2 separate regions of the Homo sapiens genome follow, and region 2 is linked to region 1. The links are chromatin loops, found by intact Hi-C in ENCODE. Cell type or tissue: K562. All regions are shown on one strand. Links, peaks and the distances in the headings refer to the core of each region. The heading gives the core; the rest is flanking DNA.

What was found. A loop is a pair of places that touch in the nucleus more often than their neighbours do. Peaks named below come from ENCODE experiments on the same cell type or tissue, not always from the same donor. Only the 100,000 strongest peaks of a DNase experiment are listed, where the experiment ranks them.
Region 2: it touches region 1 in a loop (14-fold over the local background); 1 of 110 quality-filtered maps calls a loop at or near these places.

What each region holds. Positions count from the first base shown.
Region 1 is chr6:88,297,585-88,305,676 of GRCh38, reverse strand. It overlaps LOC105377884 (a long non-coding RNA gene), which reads left to right and starts at 6,054. Exons shown (of 3, transcript XR_942758.3): 1 at 6,054-6,816. It overlaps LOC105377885 (a long non-coding RNA gene), which reads left to right. Exons shown (of 6, transcript XR_007059669.1): 5 at 1,457-1,637; 6 at 4,293-5,938. In K562, for the core only: a CTCF peak has its summit at 3,656; a DNase peak (open chromatin) is centred at 3,576.
Region 2 is chr6:88,417,590-88,424,352 of GRCh38, reverse strand. The region is part of intron 2 of LOC105377885 (a long non-coding RNA gene); the gene reads left to right. Among named protein-coding and RNA genes, the nearest start is that of CNR1, 250 kb to the right of the region's middle. In K562, for the core only: CTCF peaks have their summits at 1,306 and 2,917 (motif pointing left); no DNase peak of the experiment used is centred there; H3K4me3 peaks cover 1,188 bases.

The DNA of each region.
Region 1 (8,092 bases), core at 1,341-6,340:
TATTTAATAAGCAAAAGATTAATGTATAAGACATATAAAAAGCTCCTTTATATCAAAAAGAAAAGACAAACAAACCAATAGAAAAAATACACAAAAGATCTGAAGAGGCAATTCCCAGAAGAAAAAATCCAAATGGCCAACAAACATATGAAAAGATGCTCAACCACAATAGTAATCAGGAAAATGCACATCAAAACAACAATGAGATATTTTCCACCCATTAGAATGCCCAAATTGAAAAAGATGAATAATGTAAGCAAGAATAAAGAAACTGGCCCACTCTTCCATGTTGGTGGGCGTGGAAATCAGTGACACTCTTTTGGAAGGCAATTTTCTGGTCTCAACCAAAATTTAAAAGCAATGCCCTTGGACCCAACAATTCCATTTCTAGGAATTTTTTTCTCTTAAAGAAATATTTACACATATGAAAAAGATGTATGTGTAAGGATGTATATTGTGACATTGTTCTTATAATAATAAATTATAAATAAAGCTAAATATGTACTGATAAGAGGTTAATGAATTATGGTAATTCACAGTAACAAATAATATTTAGCCACTATAAAGAGTAAAGATAAATCAAAACACATTGACATGAAAATATTTCCTAACAGAGTAGGAGTAAAAAGGCAAATAACAGAACAATATATATATAACATGATAATTTATTAAAATCAAAACAATTACATGTTTACATATATACATATACATGTGTACATGTATATGTATACACATATATAGATGTGTAAAGGTAAGAAAAACAGTTTGGAAGGCTATTGATGTCTATAGTTTTCCCTGTGGTAGATAGCTGTAATACGAGTGAGCAGTATGAATGGGCACAGTATCAGCTTTCTAACAGGAAATTAATTACATAGCCTTAAATCAGAATAATTTAAGGAGTGTTTAATAATTTACAAAGCTGTGGGCTGGCTGTGTGGAAAGAGATGGGGCAATGCCATGGGGTTAGAAACTGCTGAAGCTATCCACAGATCTGACAAATAAGAGCAGAGAGTAGTTTCTGGAACCCAGTAGAAGAGAGTGGTGGGAAAATGGCTGTTTTGAGAGGAGTCACTACCTTTGGTCAAGACATACAGTCTCTGATGACTGCTCAGGGAAGAAGTCAGACCAATAAAAGAGAATCTTACCCACTTGCCATAAGAATCTAAATAGTTCATGTTCAGTGGACTGTGCTAGACACTTTTGGTTACCCACCTAGAATCAATTGCCTCTTCATTGTTCTTAAAGGACCCTGTTTTTGTTTAGGCATTCTCCATTCTCCCATGTAGCTGAACAATGCCTCCAGGGCAGCTGCCTATCCTGGTGCTGATGAGAATGGTCTAAGGGTTATCCAACTGCCCTTTTCAGTGACACGGAATAGTCAGGTGGTCCAATCCAGCCAACAAGGCAAGAGGGAAAGCCCATTGGAGAGCCTCTGAGAAAGTCTTTCTCATTACAGAACCAGAGTCAGACAGTCTGTTCTTCTCTGATGGTGTCACATCTGGATAGAGTGGCTGGAGCTGCTGCATCCAGCTTGCTACAAGCACAGGGGATGGCAGAGCTCAGAGATGGGATGACCCTGTGTTCTTGATGGAATCAACCAGTCATGCGGATCCTGCTATTTCTGGACTGGCTGTTAGGTGAGATAATGAATTATTTCCACAATGCATGCTTCTTGGAGCACAGGGAGACTCTTACTTGAGGACCTCGTTATTTCTCACTGGGGCCATGCTGGCGGCGTTCAAGTCAGGCTGCTCTCAGGCTTCTCCAGAAGTACCTAACAACTCATGGCCACTCTTCTGACCCTATCCTTCACAAGTAGGCCTACTTTATAGGTACTGACCACATATTTTCTATATTAATCTGAAAAACATGATGGTTTTGAGGTGTCACATTTCCCAAGATATACCTTAGAATTGAAGTTATGCTTTAATGAATAAAAAAATTAACACTTATTTTTGAGGATAACATATTCTATATATCTTTATAAAATATAGAACATGGAGGAAAGTGAAAAGAAGGAAATAAATATTTTGTATTCATAGATAATTTGTGTGTAGACATATACTTTTAGGTTTTTTTCCAGACAGCTATCAGAAAATCAAACCCTGCTTACCACTTATAAGATACTGTTCTCATTTAGTCTGTAACATCACAAACAGTTCACCTTTGGTTGCACAGTGCCCAGTTGAATGGATGCAGTGCAATATGCTCACCTACTTCTGTATTGCTCAGGATTTGGGTTGGTTCTAATTCTTGAAGTCTCTTTGATAACAAAGGAAAGGGAGAACAAAGAGAGGGGAGAAACTGGGAATTTAGTATTCAAATATTAAATTTGAACACCTCTAAACTTGAAGAGTAAATTGGAATTGCTCCTCAGAGTAAAGTACCCAAAGAACTAATAACTTACTCTTTTCTTCAAATGGTGTCTCTCTATTGGTTTATCACATTAGCTTGCCTTTGAGTTCAAGCAGGCAAGACACAGAGGCAGGTCCCTGAACCACAGCACTCTAATTTTACATGTCAGAGTTAATACCAGTATCAATGTCAATGTGGGAAGCTGGGCTTTAAAGTAATCACCTCCTACTTCTGGTTTGTTGAATAGGATTGAAAACCCAATGTTTTCTAAAGGCTCACCACTAAGACTGGATTGGCATTCCTAAAAGTAGGAGGCTCAAAGACATTTCAAGCATGTTTCTGCCACAGTGATTTGTTGTGGTGGTTCATTAGCAAAATCTCTCTTCTGACTCACTCTAATAATAACAATATAACCTATGATATCTCTAGAGAACTTTACAGTTCAGAAAAGGGATTTCACCTCACTGTCTGATCTGATTACCACCATAGAACTTTGAAATCAGTTGGTAGCAGGGAAATCTCCTACCCCTCCATCTCCTGCCTCTGTCTCCAAATTCCATTCTGACTGGACTGTGCTTACTGGTGATCCAGATAACTGTGTTTTAAAAGGCATGTGCATTACACGAATCCTCTCCCTTTGACCTGTTGCACCCAGCCTTGTGTGGCAAGCTTGCGCAATGTCTGGATTGGGAGAGTGGGCTGGCATTTCTCTAGCTTTCTTTTGTGTGTGTGTGAACTCTGAATGCTCTGGTCTCCAGGGACTGGCTGGCAGTAACAGTTGAATTTCAAGCAAAAGGAGAAGACCCATTAAGTTTACCTGAACTTAAGCAACAAGCGGTAGTCCAGATTACTACAGGGTACAGGCACTAGTCCAGCTAGTCATAAAATGGTTTCTGCTCCCATTTTGACACTGTGATTTATGTGTGTGTGTGTCCCTGCAAATCTGCATCACCCCAATATCACCAATACTTCTAGTCTAGTGGTTTATGCTCATAACATAGAGAAGGAAACCAAGACTCAGACCCCAGTGTGACTTGCCCAAGGTCACAGGGCTGGTAATAATGGAGCCTGACCTAGCTCTCAGAGTTCCTGATCTTCAGTCACCACACCAGGCTTCCAACACTTTATCTTTCCCCAGAAATGACCCACATCTTTGGCACTCTTCATTTTGTCAGTAATAAGCAATGGGCAAGCTCCCCTCTGGAGAGATAGCTTTTCCTGTTATCACCCAGTCACATGCAGGCCTCCCTGTTATCACGTCTTTTCTCCTGCAACAGGAACAAACAATAACAGTACTATAGCTCCCTCTTTCCTAGGAGAAGGAAGTTTTGGTAACTATTGTTCAGCCTCTGTGTTCAGGAGTGACATGGACAATAGGTAGATTTCTGCAGCCTTAGGGAAGTATCAGAATGAATCTGTTGAAAAACCGTGGTTCCAGAGACTCTTTCCTGTAATTCTCCCCAGCACGGTCTTTCATATTTTATTGCCTTGCATGACTTCTTCTGCTTCCATTAACACTGAGACAAAGGTATTTTTTTGTACTTACTGAATTTTTTCCCTAAGTATCATGTGAGTGGTGTACAAACTCAACTTTCAACCTCCTGCTATTCAACTTGAGAGCTGTTTTATATGTTTTACCAATTTCAAGTTACTTTCTAACTGACTGCAGGAAAAGTTCTTTATGTCATTCTGGAGAAGCAACCAATTTTCACTGAATGGTAATACAATGGAGTCCTTCTTATTTGCTTTCAGTCTCATCACAAATAGTTAGCATTCTGTTCCTTTTGCAGAAAAAATGGCCTTATGTTTATAATAAAAACAAAATGTGTATGTTGCAATATAGATTTAAAAGTCAACACTGAAATATGCTGTCTTCTGTTAGTAATATTATTTTTTATTACTTCTCTCTCTCTATTTTTTAAACCCACATGATATAGACATCTGACTCATGAAAAGAAAAATAGAAGTGAAAATTGCCATTTTTCTCAAGAAATAGCACTTTCTTCCCACAATATAAAGAAGACCATTTGACTTTTATTACTAAGTTTTCCAAACCACTGAGCATGCACCTCCACATGCCTGCAGAGTGCACTGGTTGCCATTGGGTTGAGTGAATTCCAGTTACACATTACTATCACAGACAAGTAAAGGGTCAATGAAATACATATTCACGACCCCACAAATAATCTTTTCAGTAGTCTGTTTCCTAGTTACATGATTTCCCTTTTCTTAAATCCTTGAATTATTTGATAAAAGTCTCCACAGTGGTGTTTTTACTGTGGCTGAACTTTGGTGGGTAAAGAGATAAAAGAAAAACTTCAATCTATGGCCTTGGGACACACATGAGAAATTTGCTACCCAGGTGAGGCACACTTGTGGAAGCCAAAAATCTTCATGCTTATATCAAATCCATGAATATTCTGGCTTCTGAACATGGCCCAAGTACGGGAGGGTTATGTGCAGTAGTAAACAGATGACTAAACTACATCTGATGCCTAAGTAGTGACTTCTTGGTGAACACACAACTTTTTCACCATGCTATCATGCAATCATTTTTAAAACTCGGGATGTCATCTTCCTCCCTTGTAAGTTCAAGCCCCCAGATATGGCTTATCAGGCCACTTATAATGTGTGTGCTTTCAAGTTCACGATATACATTGCATTACATTTATAATATCAGGTGACGTGACACAGCAAATGATACCTTCAACTATCTCCAGCCCCAATCTTGGGAAATGTTTCTGGTAGTCCCAGTAGCAGGGACAGCAAGCTAAAATAAGGGGTTTAACGTTTAAGATCTCTAAGAGCTGATACCACTGGGGCAAACTCCCTCAACAATGAGGTTTTCTCCAACCTCAAAAGAAAGGCCAGTGAACAGTCATCTGGTACAGGTGGCATTGCTGGTGGGAGGAGTGGGTTTTCCACGGCTGTACTACACATTTTGGGAGCCATCAATAGCTGGCGCAGTGGATGCAACACCCTCTTGATTGTCAGCAGAAGCAAATCACTAGAAGCCCTGGAACCCTAGTAAAACACCCAAAAGAAAACATGGAATTAAATATCACGTTGTCATCCCTGCTGCTTAGGTACAGAAGAGGTACAGCTCTATTCTGGAAGGATTTGGAGTCATTTGAGAGAGCAGCTTTACATCAGAAGTTTTGACTAGTATTCTCATTTTAGGGACAGATAGTGATTCTCATTTGAGGACAGCTGAAAAAAAAAAACAGCTGAATTATCACCAACTAGTTTAGGTTATGTCTTGGGTTGAATTGTGTTGTCCAAAAAGATTCATTGACGCACTAACCCCCAGAACCTCAGAATGTGACCCTTATTTGGAATGAGGGTCTTTACAGAGTTAATCAGATTAAAATAAGATACGATTGGCACTAACCCAATATGAGTTTTTAGAAAAAGGGGAAATTTCAACCCAGAGACATGCATTGTGGGAGAACTATAAGAAAAGATACAGGCAGAACGCCATGAGAAGACAAATGCACAGACTAGGGGATGCAACTACAAGCCAAGGAATGGCAAAGATTTCCAGCAAACCACCAGATGCTAGGAGAAGCATGGAACAGATTCTCCCTCACAGTCCTCAGAAGGAACCAACCCTGGCGACACCTTCATCTGAGACTTCTAGCTTCCAGAACTTTGAGACAATAAATTTCTGTTGTTGAAGCCACCAGTTTGTGGTACTTTGTGATGGCAGCCCTAGGAAACTAATGTTAAGTGTCAAATGAATCATAGAAAAATAATTCAGTGCTGAACAAGACCAGTTACTGGAGAGATTTCTGGCATTGTACAATTGATGGGTGACATTAGGAAGATAGACCCATTTTTAGGGTCATAATCACAGTTTTATGCACAGTTTATAATTGCATCGTGTTAAGATAGGATACCAAAGGCCAGCCTGTGAGCACAAGGCATCTTTAGTTCCATGAGTATAATAAGCAAATGTTTCCTCTGCTGAAACTACAGCCCTGCCCTTGTGTGGTGCCTGCACCTTGATTTTTTTTTTTTCAGTCATCTCTATAGCTTTTCTCTCCTTGGAAAGGTTCCATCTGCTTTACAACGATAGTGTTTACTTAGCTGGCTTCCTAGGTTGGAGTAACAGGAGGGAAGAAGAGAAATTATTGTAATTTTTTAGTCTTAAGCTAAATCTTGATATTACTGTCATAACCCTGGCAAGCAGTTTTCCTGTGATAGTGTTATAAGAAATCTCAACCATTAAGTAGCAACCACAATTGTATTCTCATTCCCACTATCTTTTTTTTTCCTTCTTGTTTTGGGTGTTTCTCTGCTGGAGGCAAACTGAGCTCCTGAATCATTAGGATGGACGCGCCATCAACAGAATCTGCTTTTAGTGGAATGGGTCTTCGGATAATCTGTTTTCATCACATCAAGAGCTAAGCCAGTCAGTTAACACAGAGGAAATATTAAAGGCAGTATTTTTTCATTAAGGTAAGGCACCAGATAAACCACGTGCTATTTTTTTCACTTAAACACTAAAGTGAAAACATTCAGCAAAGTCTTATTGAGGAAGAAATAAGAAGAAAATTGATTTAAAAACAAACAGATGCCGCCAATACGATCTCTGGGAGGCTGGGAATCGGGTCCACTTTGGTCTCATCTTTTTCACCTTCTACTGAAGTACTATGCACTTTTTTTTCCATTCATTTCAGCCTGTCTCCCAATATACCATCTGTTCACCTCATCTGAGAAAGCTTACAGACAAAGAAGAAAATAGGGTAACATACAGGAGGCCAAATTATGCTAGATGGTTATATAGAGATCGGATAACACTCGTCCCATTGCTTTTCCACTGTAAACCATTTCAAACTGATAGGACAAGAGTGCCGCCATCTTCAGAACACCCCACCGTCTTAAGCTTTGAGTTTCTATTTGGCCACCTGGCCAGAACCCCGAATGTCACCCCTGCCCATAGCTTCAACAGAGCATAATGGCCCTAACAGAACAGCCAGCACTTCTCCAAACCCTCCCTAATAGAATCTTGCTTCAAAGCACAATTCCCCACCGGGCCCTTTAAAAAAGCCTCAGGCTATAAGAAAAGTTTGCTCCTGACCCTGCTGGCCAGAAGCCCTTTTGAGGTTTACTCTTGAAAACCTGTCTCAACTGTTGAGCCACCCTCTCGCCTCCTCTTTTCTCATTCTTTCTATTCCCACTTCCATGCCAATTTTGTTTTTAGATGTAGATAATACCAACACAGCCAAAGACAGCCAGCCCAGAATAATGATCTCCACATTTCTGAGGACACAGACTTCAGGTTAGAAATTCAACTGAACATGACCAGAGTTTCTCAATGTAATGCAGAGAAAAATAAGTAATGCTGTGCATGCAAAGGTCATAAAATTGTCAGGGATTGTAAAAATGTCTTGGGTATTCAGATTTCCCTCCTACTCTTTTTGGGGGTGGGTGAGGGAGGGATGCTAACTGTAATAGCAAGAGACCATTGCACAAATGTGGCTATCAAGCTGTGGTAGAAACGACTGGTCCTTTTCATTCCTCTATTTCAGTGATTTGAGTAGCTACTTCATTCTACTTCTTTCTATTTCCTCATATTTTCATTGTTACTCACCTCACTCTTATCTAAACAGAAGTTTTCATGATCTAATTTCATCTACTGGGGGCAAAATTAATCCATCCTCATTTAGAAACCTCCTTTTATGTATTTTCACAACAGAATGATTTGCTTTATTATCCTAACCTTGAAGGGTTT
Region 2 (6,763 bases), core at 71-5,070, 120 kb before region 1:
ACTTTTGAGTGTCTTTTGTAAGAATCTTCTGGCTAGAATTTATTTTCCAATCCGATCTTAGAGTTTTTGTTATTAATTAAAAGTTTAAGTCATTTACATTGATCTAAATGAGCTACTAGTTCTCATTCCAATCATCTTGTTTTACGTTTATGTGTGCTTCTTGCATTTGCATATCTTTTACTCTGTAGAGAATATAAGGGGGTTATTTTGTTTCAAATTCTGCTGATGGTTTTTTAAAAGTTAAAAAAATACCGTAAGCATATCTTTAATTTTCAAAGTTTAGGAATAAAAAAAAATTTTTGACTTCCTGATATGTCAAACACATGCCAATATTGACTATGTTAATAGTTATGGATTCAGACTATTATATATTTCAGAGTACAAGATTTTTTAGAATTGTTTTTATTTTCTAGATTCAACTTGGTAATATTTATTAGTTATTTATATTTAATTTCATAAGTTTATTTGGTTTTAAAACTCATTGTAAATTCATTTATGTTCCTACATTTTAACGCCTAAGGTCTTAGTTTCTATTTCCTGTTTTTAAATTATTTTAAATTATTTACTGGTAGTAATGTAAAAAATTTACAACTTTTTTGTCTATAATTGGTTTTTGAATAATGTTTGAGATGAGTACTTGTAGGGTATATTTTGAGTATCTTTGAATATTTAAAAGTATCTACTGCCATTTCTCATAAAAGGTAAACCAATTGGGACAAGAATTTCTGGGTCACTGTTATTTTTCCACAAATAGTTGCCAGGCTCTAGGTTTTGGCATGTTACTTTCTGTCTCTAGTACTCATGTGTTTATTTATGAAATGATAATGATAGCCCCTTCCGCAATTCTTTCATACAATTCTGTGAGGTTAAAATGAGAAAATGGACAAGAAACCATGCTGAAACTATAAAGGGGTAATGAAATACAACATATGATCATTTCTCACTGAGTTTAACTTGAAGTACAATGTTTTATTCTCCTCTGGACTGATTCATTTTTTATTTGCTTATCACTTACTCCTACTCAGCCCAGTAACTTCTTTAAGAAGCATTTTCTTAGGCCAGGCGCGGTGGCTCATGCCTGTAATCCCAGCACTTTGGGAGACCAAGGAGGGCGGATCACCTGAGGTCAGGTCAGGAGTTTGAGACCAGCCTGGACAACATGGCAAAACCCCGTTTCTACTAAAAATACAAAAATTAGCTGGGTCCGTGGTGGTGGATGCCTGTAAACCCAACTACTCGGGAAGCTGAGTCAGGGAGAATCGCTTGAACTGGGAAGGCTGAGGTTGCAGTGAGCCAAGATGGCGCTATTGCACTCCAGCCTGGGCAGCAGAGAGAGACGCTGCCAAAAAAAAAAAAAAAAAGAAATAATTGGATTCATCTGTTAACTATGATCTATCTTCCTGGTCCGGCTAACTGATGGGTCAGCCTGCAGAGGTCTTACTCTATTTAAAATACTTTAAATTTCCCTTTTAAAATGGAAACGTGATTCTTGGTCAAACATGAAAAATTGAAAACTGAGAACAACACAGAAAAGAAAATAGTAATCTTTAAATTAATTGTAAATTAATTAATTCTTATTTCTAACATACAGGAACAACCACATTTTAACTTTTTGTCTTTTTTTATACTTACATCACCATTTTCATCAATAGATATGATACTTCATAGGTTGATTTTAGGTTTTTTTTTTTTTTTTCTTTTGCGACGGAGTCTCGATCTGTCACCCAGGCTGGAGTGCAGTGGCGTGATCTCGGCTCACTGCAAGCTCTGCCTCCCAGGTTCACGCCATTCTCCTGCCTCAGCCTCCCGGATAGCAGGGACTACAGGCGCCTGCCACCATGCCCGGCTAATCTTTTGTGCTTTTAGTAGAAACGGGGTTTCACCGTGTTAGCCAGGATGGTCTCGATCTCCTGACCTCATGATCTGCTTGCCTCAGCCTCCCAAAGTGCTGGAATTACAGGCATGAGCCACCATGCCTGGCCGATTTTAGATAATTTTTATATGGTTGTATAAAAAAAGGACACCAATCATAAGTGTATGTGTGATTAATTTATTATGAATCAGTCCCTCTGTGTCACCACCATACAGATGAGAAAGGAAGCCCCCTGGAAGCCTCCTCTGTGCACCCCACCTGGGCTACCAATTCCCAGACTTAGATGATTGCTATCCTGAGGTCTATACCACTGATTAGTTTTGACTACTTTTGAACTTTTTATGTGAGTGGCCCGTATACTTATATCTCCTTTATCTCAGCATTGTATTTGTGAGGTTCATATATGTTGTTTTTAGCAGTTTGTTTATCTTTATTGCTAGGTAGTATTTCATTATACGACCATACCAACACTTACTTATTCTTTCTACTATTAATGGGCATTGGGTTTATTTCCAGTCGGAGCTATTATAAATAATGTTGCCATAAATATTTTTGTACATTTCCTTTGGATTAAATATGTATGAATTTTGGCTGGCTATGCACTAAGGAGTGGAATTGCTGGGTGCTAGGGGCATGTATATGTTCAGCTTTAGAAACAATGCCAAGAAGCTTTTTCTAAATGTTGTTGCCAGTTTACATCCCCAGAAGTAGTGTATGAGATTTTCAGTTGCTCCTCATACTTTTCAATTCTTGGTAATTTTTAAACTGCTATTCTAAGTATGCAGTAGCACCTCATTGTGGTTTCAATTTATATTTAAATGATGATTGAAAAGGCAGAACAATTTTTTTGGTCATATATATTTGTGACGTTTTGAATACTTGCTTTTGAGAAGTTTTTGTTCAAGCATTTTGCCAATTTTTCTATTAGGTCAGAATTTTAAAATTTATTGTTAGAAATTTTTATATATTTTGGGCAACCCCCTTTGGGTCCCCTCCTTATATGGGAGCTCTGTTTTCACTCTATTTCACTCTATTAAATCTTGCAACTGCCCTCTTCTGGTCCATGTTTGTTACGGCTCAAACTGAGCTTTCGCTCGCCGTCCACCACTGTTGTTTGCCGCCTTCGCAGACCCGCCGCTGACACCCATCCCTCTGAATCCGGCAGGGTGTCTGCTGTGCTCCTGATCCAGTGAGGCGCCCATTGCCACTCCCGATTGGGCTAAAGGCTTGCCATTGTTCCTGCATGGCTAAGTGCCTGGGTTCGTCCTAATCGAGCTGAACACTAGTCACTGGGTTCCATGGTTCTCTTCCGTGACCCACGACTTCTAATAGAGCTATAACACTCACCGCATGGCCCAAGATTCCATTCCTTGGAATCTGTGAGGCCAAGAACCCCAGGTCAGAGAACACGGGGCTTGCCACCATCTTGGAAGTGGCCCGCCGCCATTTTGGAAGTGGCCCACCACCATCTTGGGAGCTCTGTGAGCAAGGACCCCCCGGTAACATTTTGGCGACCACGAAGGGACCTCCAAAGCGGTGAGTAATATCGGACCACTTTCACTTGCTATTCTGTCCTATCCTTCCTTAGAACTGGAGGAAAATACCAGGCACCTGTCGGCCAGTTAAAAACGATTAGCATGGCCACAGGACTTAAGACTCAGGTGTGAGGCTATCTGGGGAAGGGATTTCTAACAACCCCCAACCCTTCTATTGGGGACGTTGGTCTGCCTCGCGCCGGCTTCCACTTTCAGTTTTCTTGGGGAAGCCAAGGGCCGCCTAGAGACAGAAAGCTGTTGTCCTGAACTCCCGGCAGTAGCCGGTTGAGATCATGGCACAGCCAGAAGTCTCTACTCAGCAGTCGCCTGTGCATGCGCCCCACCTTTCCTTCTGACCCATACCTCCTGGGTCCCGACCACGACTTTCTTGAAAGTGTAGCCCCAAAATTCTCCTTACCTCTGAATCTACTTCCTCTGATCCCTGCCTCCTAGGTACTAATGGTTCAGACTTTCATTTCCTCTAGCAAGTCGTATCTCCAAGGGGATCTAAGGAAGCTCTACGCTGCGTCCTTAGGCAGCTAGACTATAACCCAGGCAGTCTTATCCCTGGTGTCCCTCCCGATTTAGGTATACAGCTCTTGACATGGGCAGTTATGGGCAGTTATGTGGGACCCGTTCCCCACCACCCTTGCCAGGGCCCCAAGTTTGTAATGGCTAAGAGAGAGAGACTGAGAGAGCGAGAGAGAGAGACGGAGAGAGAGAGATGGAGAGAGGGACAAAGACAGAGTCAAAGACAGAAAGAAAGAAAAAGATAGAAATAGTTTTAAAAAAAAAGTGTGCCCTATTCCTTTAAAAGCCAGGGTAAATTTAAAACCTGTAATTGATAATTGAAGGTCTTCTCCGTGACCCTATAACACTTCAATGCCACTTTGTTGTCAATGTAAATAAGGGCGTAGCCCAAAAGCACTGAGGCCACTGACAACCTGTAGCTTTCCTATCAAAAATCCTTAACCCAGTAACCCGCGGATGGGCCAAATGCATTCGGTCGGTAGCGGCAATTGCTTTGCTAAAAGTAGAAAAGGAACTTTTTGAGGAAACTTCGTTGACAGCACACCTCACCAGTTAAACTATTCTAAGTCAAAAAAAAAAAAAAAGCAAAAAGGTAGCTTACTAAATCAAAAATCTTAAAGTATGGGGCTATTGTGTTAGAAAAGGGTAATGTAACTCCAACCACTGATAATTCCCTTAACCCAGCAGATTTCCTAACAGGGGATTTAAATCTTAATTACCATACAAAGGTCCGACCAGACCTAGGAGGAACTCCCTTCAGGACCGGAGGATAGATGGTTCCTCCCAGGCGATTGAGGAGAAAACCACAATGGGTATTCAGTAATTGATACAGAGACTGGTGTGGAAGCAGAGTGAGAAAAATTGCCTAATAATTGGTCTCCTCAAACATGTGAGCTGTTTGCACTCAGCCAAGCCTTAAAGTACTTACAGAATCAAAAGACTATCTCAATCCTGAATCAAAAGGTTCGCTACACCCTCTCTGAAATGAATTTACATAAGAATTGTTTTTTATAGGAATGCATCTTGATGGGGCAGCTGGGTTGTTATGAAATACTCAAGAACCCAGCCCAGCTCTAGGACTCACCCCTGAGTGCAAAGGCAATGTTGGGCACGCTGGCAAAGGACCACTAGAATCCAGCAGCCCAGACCCCTTTGTTTGTGGTCAAGAGAGGCGGGAAAACAGGTGCAGGACTGCTACATTGGTGAGCATAACTAATCCGATAAGCAGAGGTCCATGGGTGGTTACGCACCCTGGAAAGGATCTCACCCCTGAGCCCAAAGGCAATGTTGGGCACGCTGGTAAAGGACCACTAGAATCCAGCAGCCCGGACCCCTTTCTTTGTGGTCAAGAGAGGCGGGAAAACAGGTGCAGAACTGCTACATCAGTTAGCATAACTAATCCAATAAGCAGAGGTCCATGGGTGGTTATGCACCCTGGAAAAGAATAAACATTAGGCCCTTAGAGGATGCTCTAGGACTAACGCTCGATGGAAAATGACTAAGGGTGCTGGCACCCCTATGTCCTTTTTTCAGATGGGAAATGTTCCCCCCACCCCAAGGCAGAAATGCCCCTGAGATGTATTCTGGAGAATTAGGACCAATTTGACCCTCAGACGCTAAGAAAGAAATGACTTATATTCTTCTGCAGTACCGCCTGGCCACGATATCCTCTTCAAGGGGCAGAAACTTGGCCTCCTGAGGGAAGTATAAATTATAACACCATCTTACAGCCAGACCTCTTCTGTAGAAAGGAGGGCAAATGGAGTGAAGTGCCATATTTGCAAACTTTCTTTTCATTAAGAGACAACTCATAATTATGTAAAAAGTGTGGTTTATGTCCTACAGGAAGCCCTCAGATTCTACCTCCCTATCCCAGCATCCCCCTGACTCCTTCCCCAAATAATAAGGACCCCCCTTTTACCCGAATGGTCCAAAGGAGATAGACAAATGGATAAACGATGAACAAAACAGTGCCAATATTCCCTGATTTTGCCCCCTCCAAGCAGTGGGAGGAGGAGAATTTGGCCCAGCCAGAGAGTGCATGTATCTTTTTCTCTCTCAGACTTAAAGCAAATTAAAATAGACCTAGGTAAATTCTCAGATAACCCTGATGGCTATATTGATGTTTTACAAAGGTTGGGGCAATCCTTTGATCTGACATGGAGAGATATCATGTTACTGCTAAATCAGACACTAACCCCAAATGAGAGAAGTGCCGCCATAAGTGCAGCCTGAGAGTTTGGCAATCTCTGGTATCTCAGCCAGGTCAATGATAGGATGACAACAGAGGAAAGAACGATTCACCACAGGCCAGCAGGCAGTTCCCAGTGTAGACCGTCACTGGGACACAGAATCAGAACATGGAGATTGGTGCCACAGACATTCGCTAACTTGCGTGCTAGGACTAAGGAAAACTAGGAAGAAGCTTATGAATTATTAAATGATATCCACTATAACACCCACTATAACAGGGAAAGGAAGAAAATCCTACTGCCTTTCTGGAGAGACTAAGGGAGGCATTGAGGAAGCATACCTCTCTGTCACCTGACTCTATTGAAGGCCAACTAATCTTGAATGATAAGTTTATCACTCCGTCAGCTGCAGACATTAGAAAAAACTTCAAAAGTCCACCTTAGGCCCAGAGCAAAACTTAGAAACCCTATTGAACTTGGCAACCTCGGTTTTTTATAATAGAGATCAGGAGGAGCAGGCAGAATGGGACAAACGGGATTTAAAAAGGGCCACCGCTTTAGTCACGGCCCTCAGGCAATCAGACTTTGGAGGCTCTGGAAAAGGGAAAAGCTGGGCAAATCAAATGCCTAAT